2 separate regions of the Homo sapiens genome follow, and region 2 is linked to region 1. Evidence: chromatin contacts called from ENCODE Hi-C or POLR2A ChIA-PET data. All regions are on one chromosome and are shown on one strand. Each heading gives the region's core, a stretch centred on a gene start or an enhancer-like site at or near the end of the contact. The rest is flanking DNA. Distances are from core to core; before and after follow the strand shown.

Region 1 (3,096 bases), core at 91-2,590:
AGGTATCCATACTCTGGAATGCTGCTGATCAATAAATGAGCTGCAAGACTTTGTTCGAAACAACACTCAAGCACAACTGTTTTACTTTCCATACCAAGTTTGGCTGTGACTGAATGAAGAACATCAGCATTGATCTTTGCTTTGCACTTGTACAAGAGACTATTTGCAGAGAGCCAAATATAGCAACAGAGGATTTAATATCTTGCCAAAAAATACAAAATCTGTTCCCCTTTAAGCATGACACTCTATCCTTTCTTGTGGATCTTGCTAAAAGGAAAATATAGCTTTAAACTCCCCTATTCCTTCTGTTGAAAGCTTAAGAATCTTTTTCAAATGAGCTATGTATGGTTTTGTGGTATTTTATGTTTCCAAAAGAAAATGGCTACATGAAAAATCTGTCCAGTGTTATCATTTTTCTTACAAAAAATACTTCTAGTTATGGTTGTATTAATTAATTTGATTGTGATAATGATTACACAATGTTTACCTATATCAAATCATCATATCGTATACCTTAAATATATATAACTTTTATGTGTCAATTATAACTCAGTAAGTCTGGGAAAATATCGTTAAGTCAAAGATTAGAGTCAACAGAAATAAAGAAAAATCATACTTTGATAACTTCAGGACTAATCAAGGATCAATGGGTGACATGATATCATGCTATGTGCCATTTTGTGTTAAACAAATTACACCAACAATAAAAAAAATTGGCTTCAATCAACGAGGTTCTTTCTTTGTCTTAGAACATGGGTGCTTTGTTCTGAGTGTTGTCTGATGGGTAGGCAGATTAGTTTAGATTTCTCTATAATGTGGTTAATGACAATAGCTCTTCTGCTCAGTTTATGATGCATATAAAGAATTTTGAAAGTAGTCTTACAAACTTCACCATGAAGTTTCTGCAGTGACAGCTTTACCAGACATCTCCGTGTGGGATTTTAAAACAAACACAAGGCTGTTTGGAAATACTTGGTATATATAAATATGCAAAATATGCTGAACAGCGCTAACAGCTGTAGGGTGAACTCCCTCATCCTTGAGCAGAATATTTTGGTGGCAGTGTGGTTATTTTTTCCATCTTTGCTTTTAATTCCCGCCCCCCCCCCCGCTCTTTTCTCCACCCACTCACCCATCTACAATCCACTCCAAAAGCACAAATTTAACACCCTTCCCCCTACTTCCACACTGCTTCCAAGAAAATCATTTTAGTAGATTCCCACTGGAAAAGGTGGGTGGTGGCTTGATGGAATGTTTCTGAGTTACACGATGTTGTAAAGCCTGAGCTTCGGGGAACTTGCTTGGACTTGATCTGACATCAGGCTCACACACAGCCCAGACACTCTGCAGGCCAGATTCCATTAAGGCTTATCATTGCAAGAAGAGGAAAAGTCCTGTTGTGAGTGGCCCTCCAGCCATGATGATTCCAAAGATGGCAAAATAATCATTTTAAGTGTGTGCTATCAGGTTCTGTAACATCAAGGCACTCATCCTTTTATGAAAATAAGCATATGCCCTATTTTCATATGCCTTTCCTCAGAGCCCGAAAATGGAGGGAGGACACAAGAAAAGTTAAAATTCAAAGTTTCTTCTTATGGTATCTTGAAGAATTGAAGGTTTGAAGGAAAGAAGGTACCAAATATGAAGAGAGAAGGCCCACATCCTAGGACCATTTCCACTGGTGATTTGTTGATATTATTTAATCTTATATTTCTGTTTATCTGTCCAAGGAAGATCAAGTGAAATAAATCTAAACTGATTTGGGAAAAATAAAGTGCTATATAAATACAAAGAAATAGGAACCAATATTTAATGAAAGTCATTGATCTATCATGAGTATTACATGAATTCACCTCAAGTGATTCTCACAAATAGCAATATGCAGATAGCATTATTTGAGAAGCTGTTAGCAATATAAAAATGGGGGTTGAGTTTCAGCAATGCTACTTAGAAGCTGTATATTTTGGATAATTTTCTTCACCTCTTTAAGTCACAGTGTGGTCATCTGTATGTAAAATGAAGATTTTTTTTTTTTTTTTTTTTTTGAGCGGGAGTCTAGCTCTGTCACCCAGGCTAGAGTGCAGTGGCTGGATCTCGGCTCACCGCAACTTCTGCCTCCTGAATTCAAGGGATTCTCCTGCCTCAGCCTCCCAAGTAGCTGGGATTACAGGTGCCTGCCACCATGCCCAGCTAATTTTTGTATTTCTAGTAGAGACTGGGTTTCACTGGCCAGACTCGTCTCGAACTCCTGACCTTGTGATCTGCCTGCCTTAGCCTCCCAAAGTGCTGGGACTACAAGCGTGAGCCACTGAGCCCAGCCATCAAATGAAGATATTAAAGGAAACTACTTCACAGAGTTGTTACTAGAATTAAGTATTTAATTTACTTATCACTAAGTAAATATTGTTGTTGCTCTTTAATTAATCTAACTTTTCAGTAATTGAGGAAATCATCAGTTAAGTTCATTCTGAAGGGCACTGATATAATTTGGCCCTGAGCACCCACTCAAATTTCATCTTGTAGCTCCTATAATTACCAAGAATTGTGGAAGGGACCCAGTGCTGTTCTTGTGATAGTGAATGAGTCTCACAAGATCTGATAGTTTTACAAAGGGGAGTTTCCTTGCACAAGCTATCTCTTTGTATGCTGCCATCCATGTAATATGTAACTTGCTCTTCCTTGCCTTCCACCATGATTGTGAGGCCTCCCCAATCATGTGGAACTGTAAGTTCATTAAACCTCTTTCTTTTGTAAATTGCCCAGTCTCGGGTATGAAATCAGCAGCACGAAAATGGGCTAATACAGTAAATTGGTACCAGTAGAGTGGGGGCACTGCTGAAAAGATACCCAATAATGTGGAAGCAACTTTGGAAATGGGTAACAGGCAGAGGTTGGAACAGTTTGGAGGGGTCAGAAGAAGACAGGAAAATATGGGAAAGTTTGGAACTTCCTAGAGATTTGTTGACTAGCTTTGATCAAAAGGCTGATAGTGATATGGACAATGAAATCCAAGACGAGATGGTCTCAGATGGAGAGGAGGAACTTGTTGGGTACTGGAGCAAAGGTGACTCTTGTTATGTCTCAGCAAAAAGACGA
Region 2 (3,177 bases), core at 647-3,146, 41 kb before region 1:
AAGTTGATAATAAATGGAATATGTGCTCAGTGAAAAATGTTTGGAAATACTGAAAAGCAGAAATAAGAAAATGACAATTAACTATAAACGTATTACACAGAAAAACAATACAAAATACATTTTTGTAATTTTTTTACTCTAGATATCCCTCCCTGCCTTTCCCCACCAAATGTATGCACACGCATATCTATATGCTAGATATCCCTCCCTGCCATTCCTCAGAACATATATATGCACACACATGTCTATACCTGTATGTTTTTCTTATGCATTCTGACTCTGCAGCTTACATGATTTGTGACTTTTGGCAAGTAACTTAATTTTTCTGTGCTTTAGCTTTTTAATCTTTACAATATGGATAGTATTAATAGCCATGTTATAGAATTGTAAAGATTAAGTGAGGTGATAAATATAAAGTTTTAGAAACATGTCTGAAATAATGTATATTATTATTAGAATTATATTTTTAAACATTTTAAATTAACAAATCTTTCTCATTTTTAATTGAAAGATTAACCCACTACTAGTATTTTGTAATATTTTCACTAAGCCATAATGAAATCTTTTCCCCTCATGATAATGGTGGTAAACGGAACATCTAAAAAATATGTTCCATGCAAAATGCATCTTCACACAGACTTATTTTGCCATTTTAGTTTGATTTTTGAAGACATGAGTTCAGCACATCTGCCAAATCCTTTTATAAGATGCTACATTCCTGTTTTTATTTTAGTTTATTTTATTTATGAAAAGTTCTTTTCTTCTCCACTCCACCCCCAGACAGTCATTCCTCTCTGTCCTAAACCATAACACTGCTGTACATTGCATTTTTAAAAATAAACCAAAACTGGGAAGAAAAACTTTTTAAAAAAGTAATTCTCCTGTTGGCCTAGCTAGATGAAAAAACAAAAAGCAAAACAAAAACAAAAGCAAAAACAAAATCTTGTATTGAAAATATACTATTTGATAATGGGCTTTTATGTTCGTTTGCCAAATGTAGAATCACAGAGTTTTTGTTGTATTTTTTTTAGTGTGGGAAGGAGGCAACTGGTTTGGGGAGGAAAAAGATGGAGTAAAACAGATGAAGAAGAATCAGTTTGCAAACATATGTTAATATTTAGATTCTTTTTTTAAAAAAGTGAAAACTTAACTAGTGAATGCTTTTCTACAAACTGTCTTTGATACTGTGTTTTGTTTATTCCATCCCAGAAGAAGTTAGCGGTATTCAGCAAGATGCAGGACTCTCTGGAAGTCACCCTTCCCAGCAAACAAGAGGAGGAGGATGAGGAGGAGGAGGAGGAGGAGAAAGACCAGCCTGCCGAGATGGAGTACCTTAACTCTCGCTGTGTCCTTTTCACTTATTTCCAGGGAGACATTGGGTCAGTAGTGGATGAACACTTCTCAAGAGCTTTGGGCCAAGCCATCACCCTCCATCCAGAATCTGCCATTTCAAAAAGCAAGATGGGGCTAACCCCCCTATGGCGAGGTAAGAATTCAAAAGCAGATGTTCTCCAGGGCACTGTCTTTGTTTCGCAACTGCCTGTACCAGGTTCCAGCTGGAGACTTGCCCCTGAGGATGGATATCCACTTGCTTTTTAATATTTAAGGACAGTGAGGAATTTCTTTCAGACAAACAGCTGGATCGGTTTTGTCACATGTGGAATGTAGGGTTGGAAAGGATGCAGTCACACCCCTTAAATTCCTCATGGAAAGTAGTGATACAACCGGCTTGAGTTTATAGTGGCTGCACTGAGCTGCGAAGTACCATTCCTAAAGCCCCAGTGGCCCAATTTGGATCTCTAAATAATAGGCGTGTCTAAATCAGCTTTTAAAAAATTAGCTCTTGCTCATTCCAATAGGTGCTATGTGGTGACATACCAGAGACCTGAGTCTGACCCAGGAATACAGACATTGAAAGCTGTCTGTGTTCTTTGAATAGGCTTCTTTATCCTGATTTGTTATTGTATTAACTCTTTATAGTATACACTCTAGGCATTTTGGCAGCATCCACATGGCTTAAACTAGTGTTTTTACCTTGATAAAGAAAGAGCAGCACATTGGACTCCTTTATTTCTCTCTGTATCGAGCTCACAGAGATGTGTTTGAAACTGATTTCTGACTCATAGAAAATTATTGGTGACATCTAAATCAGGGTAATTACAGGGTTAGATAAAAACATAATACGTCATTCCAATGACAGCTTCAGAGAAATTTGCTACAGTGGTGATTTCTTCCAAATTCACCTGGTTATAGGAATGATCTAGTAAAATGGTTCTCGAGGTGTGATTTTCCTGACCAGGAACATCAGTGCCACATGGGAGCTTGTTAGAAGTGCGAATTCTTGGGCTCCACCCCAGACCTGCAGAATCAGAAGCTCTGGGGTGGGGCAATCTGTGTTTTAACCAGCCCTCCCAGTGACTCCAGTGCAGAGTTTGATAATCATTGATCTAGTCCTGTTAAGGACAGTTTGCAGGACCCCCTTATCTCGAATCTATTGAACTAGAATCTTCATAGGAAGGTGTGGGAATCACACTTTAACAAGGGCTCTGGGTAATTCCTATCATGAGGAAAAGCTGGCTACCTGTGGGCAGGGCCAGGTGAGCAGTGAGCAGTGACTAGTGGTACCTTCTGGGCAGCACAGGAATGGTTCTGCTCTACTGTAGAAGTCCTGGCCACATGGAATTGCTGGGCCTGATCTTTTCTTACCTACTTGACCTTTCTTTTCTTCTCTCCCTCCCTCCCTTCTTACCCTCTCTCCTTCCTTCCCTCCCTGTTTGCCTCTTCTCCTCTCCTCTCCTTCTTTTTTTTCTTTGCTTCTTTACTTTTCTTTTTAGTAAATATAAACAACACTAAACAGTGACTATAAAGGGGAAGGTGGAATACAAATAAAATATCCAAGGCCTTGATGGAAATGAACTGAAAAACATACTAGTTATTTGATTAGTAAATAATATGGGCTTACTATGAGAACTGAGACTTAGTCCTTGGAAGCCTATGATGCTTATGTAATAGACTAATGTCCTATTTAACAGGACGTGATGAATAATTTTAATAATTTGTAGAGGAAGAAAATAGGAAAACATTAGTGAGTTAGATGGCTTTAATAAATAATTTGATATATCAATAATGAATCCTATTAAGATAATCAGTGCCAGGAGAGTAATAAATATAATGTCT

The links. Hi-C counts contacts between places; a loop is a spot of excess contacts on that map. ChIA-PET counts read pairs that join two places held with the same protein, here RNA polymerase II (POLR2A). Pooled maps may share reads with other maps.
Region 2: a loop to region 1 is called in a map of posterior vena cava, with 2.5 times the contacts of the local background. The contact joins two enhancer-like sites. A Hi-C loop is called at or near these places in 7 of 168 maps with a recorded cell type or tissue (Caco-2, IMR-90, PC-9 and 3 more) and 3 of 50 pooled maps. POLR2A ChIA-PET finds 5 or more read pairs at or near these places in 4 of 52 experiments (AG04450, BJ, MCF 10A and 1 more).

The regions. Positions count from the first base shown.
Region 1 is chr3:86,935,600-86,938,695 of GRCh38, reverse strand. It overlaps VGLL3 (vestigial like family member 3), which reads left to right. Exons shown (of 4, transcript NM_016206.4): 4 at 1-723. Among named protein-coding and RNA genes, the nearest start is that of VGLL3, 54 kb to the left of the region's middle. Within about 2 kb of position 1,340, at least 7 of the 41 ENCODE cell types and tissues checked have a DNase peak (open chromatin) inside an H3K27ac peak, as active enhancers do; they include mammary epithelial cell, where a contact is called at or near this core.
Region 2 is chr3:86,976,835-86,980,011 of GRCh38, reverse strand. VGLL3 (vestigial like family member 3) reads left to right here. Exons shown (of 4, transcript NM_016206.4): 2 at 1,210-1,486. Among named protein-coding and RNA genes, the nearest start is that of VGLL3, 13 kb to the left of the region's middle. Within about 2 kb of position 1,896, at least 5 of the 41 ENCODE cell types and tissues checked have a DNase peak (open chromatin) inside an H3K27ac peak, as active enhancers do; they include mammary epithelial cell, where a contact is called at or near this core.